Linked DNA regions of Homo sapiens: region 1 is linked to region 2. The links are chromatin loops, found by intact Hi-C in ENCODE. Cell type or tissue: OCI-LY7. All regions are shown on one strand. Links, peaks and the distances in the headings refer to the core of each region. The heading gives the core; the rest is flanking DNA.

Region 1 (4,394 bases), core at 204-4,203, 210 kb before region 2:
GGCCAATGGAGAAATGAGAAATTGGCTTTCTATGGAAATACTGAGAAAAGGCCTCCAAGGGGGAGACACAGTAAAAGCTTCTTTTACCTAACTGTTTTCTTGTTGGAAATGGCTACCCACAGTGCAGCTGGGGGCTTAGCAAGCTGTGGTTCTCATTTTGCCCAATCTTGTTTTGAATCAGCTGATTCATTAAACTGCACTGATTAAGTCTGTATTAGGTAGTTCATATTACTAGACTAACAGATACTAGACTGTATTAGAAAGTCTCCAAAATGGTGTAGAAAACTCAGGTGCTGACCAGAGACAAGGAAAGTAACACTAAATTGTTCAATAAATATGAATATTTTAGAATATCTTCATCACTGTAAAGAAAGATGCTCTCTCTTATTTTTCTCGAATTCTCAGTCTGTTTTCTCACTTTTGAGAGACATTACTATAGGAGACAACTCATTTTCTTTATGAAAAGAAAGACCCAAACACAATGATAAATGGCTAGTGATGTTTGGCCTCAGGGAGACAATAGAAAGAGGTAGGTATTGGGGAGAGTTGCTGAGTGAATGCCCTGCTGGAAAGAGGTGGCAACAACATAGCTCCAGCTAATCTCGTCATCTGCGAATATAGAACCAATGCGGTAGATGTTTGGATTTTGCAAAAGAATATGAGAAATTGAATTTTTATGCGAAATCACCTGATTGACAAATTTTGGCAATGCTGTGTACATTATTATTACGATTATCTATTTATTTAGTGGTTTGTGTGGGCCGAACAAATAAGTCGGCAAGCCGAATTCATTTGCCCCTGTGCCAACTGTTGTAAAGTTTGATCTTGCTTAATGCATCTCAATGTTTCCCATCTCTCAATTTGAATTATAATAGGTGCCAGCTGAGACCATGTGGTTGGTGCAGCACACACACAGCTCTGTTCCTTGAAAGCTACTCAAAGCAAATGTTCTAATCACAGGTGAGAGGCCCTCAGCCTATAGGCGTAGTCTTTAGAAAACAAATTTAGTGCAGAATAAAGGACAACATCATGACTTGAAAGAACCAGACTTGAGACTGTTTGTAAAGTGCAGCCTGCCATTTGCGGCTCCTTCAAAGGAGCCTCGGCTTTCTCACTCTTAAAAAGGAGGGTGTTGGGCTAGCCAGTCTCCTTTCTCCCAAAGTAAAATACTTGTCTGTATTGTTCAGGGAGGAGAATCTATGCTTTGGGATGTGAAAGCCTAGGTCTGACTCTCCTTTCTAACATAAATTAGATTTGCATAACTTCCTTCAACCTTAGTTTTTTTGTTTGCAAAGGTGAGGATAAAACCAGTAATGATATCACAGGATTATGTGAAACTTAAATGAGATAGTAAGTCAGATAACTCTGTGTAAACCAGGGGTTACAAGCAGGGGCAGTGGATCAAATGTAGCCCTTAGCCATATTTTGTTTGGCCCATGAATTGTTTCAAAATCAGAGAAATTTCACACTTAAGGATAGATGCCTTCTGAGAAGTTCTGACGTTACTGGCCCTGTGTGGTTGCGTGGCAGAGCTTTACCGCTTTTGCCTCCTCTAGACTGAGCACCAGGGATCTGCCATGGTCCCCATCCACTCCTTATATTGCGCCTGGCTCTCTGCACTTTCTGCCATTATTTGTCTGTGGGTTTGCAGCCCCTGGCAAATTAAGTGATGTGCAACGGTTCACTGGCGTTGCTGTTCTGATTATTGTTGTTCTTCCATCTGTTATCCCTTTCTGCTTGTGAGCCACATATTCGCTTCTTTGGGGCTCAGTTATCTGGTCTTTAAAATGGGAATAATAATATCTCACTTGCCTAGAGCCAGGGGGCTGTCGGGTGAGGCCAGGCCCCTTCTGCTCCCTGAGCGCCCAGAAGTGGGGCGTCCGACCAGCAGAGGGCGCTGGTACGAAAGGCTGCAGGTGCTGGCATCGGCCAAGCGCAGACAGGTGGGGCCGCGGCAGGTGCGGCTCTCGCACTATCCCCCTTTCACAACTTGGGAGGACACAGCTTCACCGGGTGGGCCTGACAGCGAGCAATTACTCATCCATCGATACAGCCGCACATCACCAGCAATGTGACTTTCTGGAATATGTAATGCGACCACAGACTTTCTAATGCCGCAGCCTGACAATCAGACACTAAAAATAACAAACGGGCCCGCTCAGGAACAGAAAGACACGGCCTCTTTGGAAACTGGGGATGGGCCGTTTCCAACTCTGCTCACCGCTGGAGCCCTGCACGGAATTCTCCGGGCGGTGAAGTGAGTCGCCAGGAGCTGCCAGGGGCTGCAGGGAGAGTTCCCGCATTTGAAGGGTGTGTTCACTTTTAGACAACTCAGTCCCAGCAAGATGTAGACAAATTGGAGCAAGTTCAGAGAAGAACAACCCACATGATTAAGGGGAAAGAGGATTGATTTATAGAGAAATATTAAAGCAGCCAAACATGTCTGCGCTGTGTTCTCCAGGTGACAAATCAGAGAGTGACACATTGTGGGGCTCCATGCACCTTTGAGAGGTGTAAACATCAGGGGATGAGAAACTAGCTCAGTGCAAGGAGCTTTTCACAGCATTTTCTAAGATGGCATTAACACCAGAAAATGTTCCTGGCTGGTGAAGGGTTGGTTGGGTCGCACCTATGCTTGAGAACCCTTTGTTGTCCTGATTTTGCCTGGCATAAAATGACATATCCTAGCTAGGGGTTCACATTTGTGGCCTTCAGTGCTCTGGCTGTGGCCTATTTTTCCTTGTATGTTCACGTCCTTGACTTTCTGCCAGGGATTCCGCCACCCCAGTCCCATTTGTCCTCACTCCAGCTTTACCTGACTACCTGTCTTACTCCTCCATCAGGAACTGAAATGCTTAGGAGCCAACAATGGCTTGGCTGGTGAAGTGAGGTGTGGAGAGGGCTGGGGAAGACAACAGGACCAGCAATTGCAAGGTGAGAACAGATGACAGGGACATTCCTTGGGTGTTGACTTCATAGAATGCTGAAATACTAGTGTCTTATTAAAAAGTGAGCTGGCCCCCCACTGTTTTCTATTCCTCATTCTGAGGAAGAGCTAAGGTCGTGCCTTTCTGTCCTCCAGATATGAGTCTCTGGGAATTTGACTGGGGAAGAAGGTCTTGGCCAAAATGAAGAATTCTGGGAGAAGAGGAATCAGACATCAGAGACAGGTGTTTGGCCTTAGGGGAAAAAGGGCAGGAGCTCAACCCTAGGAGAAAGACTGGGAATTAGGCCTGGGACCCCTCTTTTCCCATCCCTATGAAACCATTTTTTAAATTTTTTTTTTTTTTTTTTGAGACGGAGTTTTGCTCCTGTTGCCCAGGCTGGAGTGCAATGGCGCGACCTCGGCTCACCACAACCTCCGCTTCCTGAGTTCAAGCTATGCTCCTGCCTCAGCCTCCTGAGTAGCTGGAATTACAGGCATGTGCCACCATGCCCGGCTAATTTTGTATTTTTAGTAGAGATGGGGTTTCTCTCCATGTTGGTCAGGCTGGTCTCGAACTCCCGACCTCAGGTGATCCACCTGCCTTGGCCTCTCAAAGTGGTGGGATTACATGTGTGAGCCACCGTGCCCAGCCTTTCTTACATTTTTAATATAGTCTCTTCCTCACTTCTCCCCTCCCAAAGGCAAAAAAAAAATCTAGGATGCCTCCATGATGGAACTCTGACTGTAGACCATAGCTGAAGGAGCTCTGGAAAGAAAGCAAATGTCTGGCAAAAGCCACTCAACCTCTCCCATATACCAGGAAATGAGAACCAAAAGAGAAACAAGATACTGTGGCATGGTTAGACAGTGGAAGGGTGTGGTGAGAACGCTTTTCATATGACAGGCAGCTCTCAAAATGCTGCTATTTTGCTCTTAAAAACCACCGCAATATACTGGAATCCCGGGAAGTGGTGTTGTGATCTTGGGATGATGTGGCAGGGCTGTAAGGACTTAGACCAGTGTTTGCCACGTGGAAAAGTGGGCTCAGTGCTGTTAGATTTTCTACTTTTTCTCACAGTAGCCTGAAATTCAGGTTTTGATGAGATAATCTTTAAAAAAAACTCAAACAAACAACCTCCCTGCAAAAACAAACCCAAACTGCATTTCTGCAGGAGGACATTAGCCTATGGGTCCCGCCCACTGGTGTGCCCGATCTCAGTGTCCATTGGATTTTTTATCCTTCCTTTTCCCTCAGATGGCCCTTCCCTCATCTCCCCATGAACTCTTATCTCAACCTTTTAAATGCCACATCCTTCACAAATCTTGCTTCAATCAAGCTCATTGCAATGACACTCTCCTCTCAGGTTTACGGGCTCCTTCTTAGATTAATTATAATAATAATAGTGTTTATTGATTGAGTGCTTACTAAGCACAGGCAGGCACTGGACACTCTACACACCCTCCCTTC
Region 2 (4,394 bases), core at 152-4,151:
GATGAAATTTGTATTTCATCCAGAAACCCTTAAATATTCTGTATGAAATATGTTTAAAGTTGGGGCAGGTATTTAATTGGAGGGGGGGAGTGGGTGCGTGTTCCATGCTCAGGCAACAGTCAGCCCACAGATATTATACTAGAAAAAGAAAGAACAAAACAACTCCTCTATAGGGTTTCGCCTGCTTTCATTTGGCAGTGATGAAAACAGGGCATCGAATATGAACTCCCCTGAACTTTCCACAGACACTGAAGCTTCTAGAACAGGATGCATACTGTCCATGTGGTATGAGTGTGCACAGCTTACGGAAAGAAATAATTAAAAAAAAAAAGAAAAAGAAAAAAAAGAAGGAAAGAGAAGGAAAGAAAGAATTGCTTGTGCAGCCAGGAAATATTTTGCTATGGACAGCACATCCCAGGTCCCCAAGATGAAATATTAATGTACAATTTGTTTATCTGTGGGCTCGCATCTTTCCAGCACTGAGCTGTTAATTTTCTATCAGCACAGACAACGGATCAGTCAGTCATGAACTCTTCACAGCCATTACCCGGAGACATTTTGATTAAGTATGCCTAATGTAGTGGATAGGGAAGAATGAAAACACTCTGCCTGCCAACTAGTGATTGACCATTAAGCCACTGATGAATGTGCCTGTCAGAGAGGAGACAATTACCTCAACAATGAAGAAACTCTTCTGGAAGGCTTATTTCTCCATAGGGCTGACACATTTTACCAGATTACAGGCGTGCCAGTTTGAAAGCGTGTAAGCCGATCACTAAGGAATCTTCTCAAAAGTTCACAGAGGGAAGGAGTAAAAAGAAGGGCCACAATTTTCTCAGGCCTGCTCATACCTCGAGCTTCCAAAATAAGATCCTGAGCTGTCCAGCGCTTGCGAGGAAGGTGCACTGACTTAATATTTAGGAAAAAATTTCACACACACACACACACACACACACACACACACACACACACCATCCCTGGAGAAAAACAGGAGGCTGATGAAATAAAATAGAACCCCAGGTAGACAGGCAGGATGTTTCTCCCCACAATGAAGGACAGTACCTGGACGGTGAACTAAATTTCATACTGGAAGTGCTTAGAAAAAGAATTTAGTTTTGACATTTTGTTATCTCTTAAGCTCGAGGCAGCTTTATTAGATAATGTATTTGTCCTTTAGTGTGTCTCTTATTATGTCTACAACGTAGAAGCACAATTTAGAGCTGTCCATTACATTATGAAGTCATTGGTTAGCAACTGGGAAGGAATCCCAGCTGTTCTCTCAAGTCCTAAGGTTTATGAAGCCTCATAATCAATAGGCCCTGGGAATGCAAGGTGATGGCCATTTCTTCAGAACATGAAGACTTAGGAATTAAAAAACTGAGATAACTGCTCACAGATAAACTTCTATTGATTTATTAATACACACGTCGTACCTGGAGAATGTGATAAAACTTATGTTCTTTAAAGCTTGCCCGTAGGTCCCAAATACTGTACTGGACATCCTTATACTAAACATTCTTTTATATTATCTGAAATTCAAATTTAACTGTGCATCCTGTTCTTTTTTATAAATTTATTTTTTATAAATAAAAATATTTATTTTCTTTTTTATAAATTTATTTTATTGCTAATTCTGGCAACATCACTTAAGAGGTAACATCAAAAGGTGGGTAAAAGCATAAGATTTCAAGCCAGAGAATGGAGGCTGTGGTTTGGGGCAGACCATGACCTCTCCTTGAGCCTTGGTTTATTTTTCAGGGTAATGGAAAGAATAATCATGCCAGCTTATTTGTTAGGAAGATGAAAAAAAGATAATGTATGACAGTTTCTTTCATTTTGTATTATTTTTAGATTGTGATTGGCTGATGGACGCTCCACAAAGTATGAAATTTACTCAGAGTTAAACCAGAAGGGTCGACAGCACGGGCTTGGAAGTCAGGTACCCCTGGCTAGGTAGATCAGCCTGGCCTCTAAGCAGCTGCAGAAGCTTGGCCGAGTCACCTGACTTCACTGTGTGCCTCTTTGTCATTTCTAACATGGATACCATTATGTCTCTTTACTGGGGTGAGAATTAAAATGCAAAAATTCACCCAAAGCCTGTGTGGCACAGAGTAAGTGTCCAATAAGTTCCGGCTCTCACTTGTACTACAATGAAGTGATGTGAGTTAAGGTGACAAAAGCAACCTTAGATTTTCCTCCCTGGGTTGGTTGTGTGCCTCACAATAGAGCCTGGTGAGTGTTGACAACTTCCGTTTTCTTTTTATACTTCCTTTAAGCCTTGATAAAAAGGTCACAATGATGTTCTTTAGTCCGTTCTCCATCAAAGCAGTGAAATATCATCCAAGCAGCTCAGGAACTCCGTTCTAGACAAGCCTTCTCAAAACCACAGCTATGCCACTATCAAACAATGATACTCTGTTTATGAAACTCAATAGGGAAGACATACGTAACGTTAAACCTTCCTGAAATGTCACACACTTTTAAACAAGTGTTTTAGTTGTGCATGTTTTACCTCTTTTCTTTCAAAATGAAACAGAAGACGAGGTGGGGCTTTATTTAGTCTGGGGCAAAAGAAAAAGTTTCATCCAGCAGAGTTTAGCTCCCCTGTCAGATGATAAATGAGACAGGTGATTTTTTCGCTTCCTTATTCTTGAAAAAGCTAGCAATGGTGAGAAACAATCATCTTTAGGTCTGAGTGAAGCAAGGGGTCTTCCTTTCTCCTATTTTCCTTTCATCCTCTACCTAGCATTATTTCTTCTCGAATGTGTTTTTAACACTAGTTGTTCAAACAGGTCATGAATCCTTTCTCCTTCCTTGATATACATTTTGACTGTTGCCAGAAACTACCTTTGATGTGTTCCTGTAGAGAATAACACAGGCTTTCCTGTTTGTCTCAGAGCTGCTGAACTGAAGCTTCAACTACAGAGAACAAAACCATCTGCATTTAAAAAAATATCAGCACCCCCTCCCAAACACACACACACACACACACACACACACACACACACACACACACACACACGCACATGAACGCACACACAACATTGTCATTGTAAACCCAGACCGGGTCTCTCTGGGGTTCATAGAGTTCCTGTTGTGCCTCTCTTGGTTGTTTTAATGTGAGTTTTCATCACGCTACTCCTCATCTCTGCTATCTGTGTCTTAAAATAGCAACAGTCATTATCAGATGGCTGTCCCCCTCTTCCACTCCTGGCTGAACTAGAGAGCCTCTCAGATTTCCCCACCAAACCTCTGAATCCATCTGAGGTTTGCTCATCTGTCTTTCTAAGTCAGCAGAAGGAAAAACACAGGAAGACTGTGCCTTGAGCTATAACGAACCCTGGACATCCCCCAGCTTGTGTCAGTATCTCCCGAGGAAACTTTTCATGGAATCAGAGCGCTGGAAGAGACCTCAAGAGATCAAAAAGTCCTGAAAAACAAGGGTTCTAAGAAACTGAGAATCACAGAATATTAAAAATGCAAAAAGCTTCCGTCATCTCATCTCCTATCTTTCTCATCCAGGTGAAATTGTTTCCATTATTTTGACTTTTCCCTATTCATCCCACTTTCTGATCCTATAACAGTGTTTATCCCATTTCTATAACTTGCATGATTTCTGTTTTATCTCCATACTGCCTGTATTATTATTTTTTAAAAATTGATTTCAAAAAGATTCATTTTTTTCTTTACATTGGATTGAGCAGTAACATCCATGAAATCAGTTTTAATATATTAGTTTTACTTTCCCCTTCTATTACACAGCAAATGAAACCATAATTATTTTAAAAATTCATGCTTCTACCACCTAAAACAATCACTCATATGACTGTCCTACACATACAACAAGTTGGAAAAAAATACACTAGGGCAGAAGCCAGCAAACTTTTCCAATAAAGGACCAAATAGTAAATTTGAGCTTTGCAGGCCAAGAGACAAAATTTAAGATATTATATAGGTACTTATATAACCTAAGAAAACTAATTTTCACATTTCCTCCCAATCATTAAAAAATGTAAAAACCATTCTAACCCATAGGTCATACAAAAACAGGTGGCGTTTAGCTCACAGGTCACAGTTTGTCAACCCCTGCTTGAAACATATATCTGATACTTACTTGAACCTTCTCTGAAATGTCTATAATGGTGAGTGAGACAGAAAAAGACTCATTGGACGTCTGCGAAGATGAACTATTTGGACATCATAAGTGTTTAGCATAACACCAGGCACAAACAACATTACTCAATAAATATTAGCTGTTGTTTTCATTACCATCATCATCGTCACCATCTTCTTCTCTCTTAGTGGGGTTGGTTAACCACTGAGTATGTGGCTTGGCACACAGTAGGCACTCAGTGAAAGCTAGATGGTGTTATTATTTCACATGGTTGGGGTAT

The links. Peaks named below come from ENCODE experiments on the same cell type or tissue, not always from the same donor. Only the 100,000 strongest peaks of a DNase experiment are listed, where the experiment ranks them.
Region 1: a loop joins it to region 2, with 8 times the contacts of the local background. A loop is called at or near these places in 2 of 110 quality-filtered maps.

Annotation. Positions count from the first base shown.
Region 1 is chr20:53,214,769-53,219,162 of GRCh38, reverse strand. All of the region lies in intron 1 of TSHZ2 (teashirt zinc finger homeobox 2), which reads right to left. Among named protein-coding and RNA genes, the nearest start is that of TSHZ2, 240 kb to the right of the region's middle. In OCI-LY7, for the core only: a CTCF peak has its summit at 1,878 (motif pointing right); a DNase peak (open chromatin) is centred at 1,922; H3K4me3 peaks cover 293 bases.
Region 2 is chr20:52,999,834-53,004,227 of GRCh38, reverse strand. The region is part of intron 1 of TSHZ2 (teashirt zinc finger homeobox 2); the gene reads right to left. Among named protein-coding and RNA genes, the nearest start is that of TSHZ2, 30 kb to the right of the region's middle. In OCI-LY7, for the core only: no CTCF peak of the experiment used is centred there; DNase peaks (open chromatin) are centred at 2,007, 2,257, 2,587 and 2,967; H3K4me3 peaks cover 3,506 bases; H3K27ac peaks cover 4,000 bases.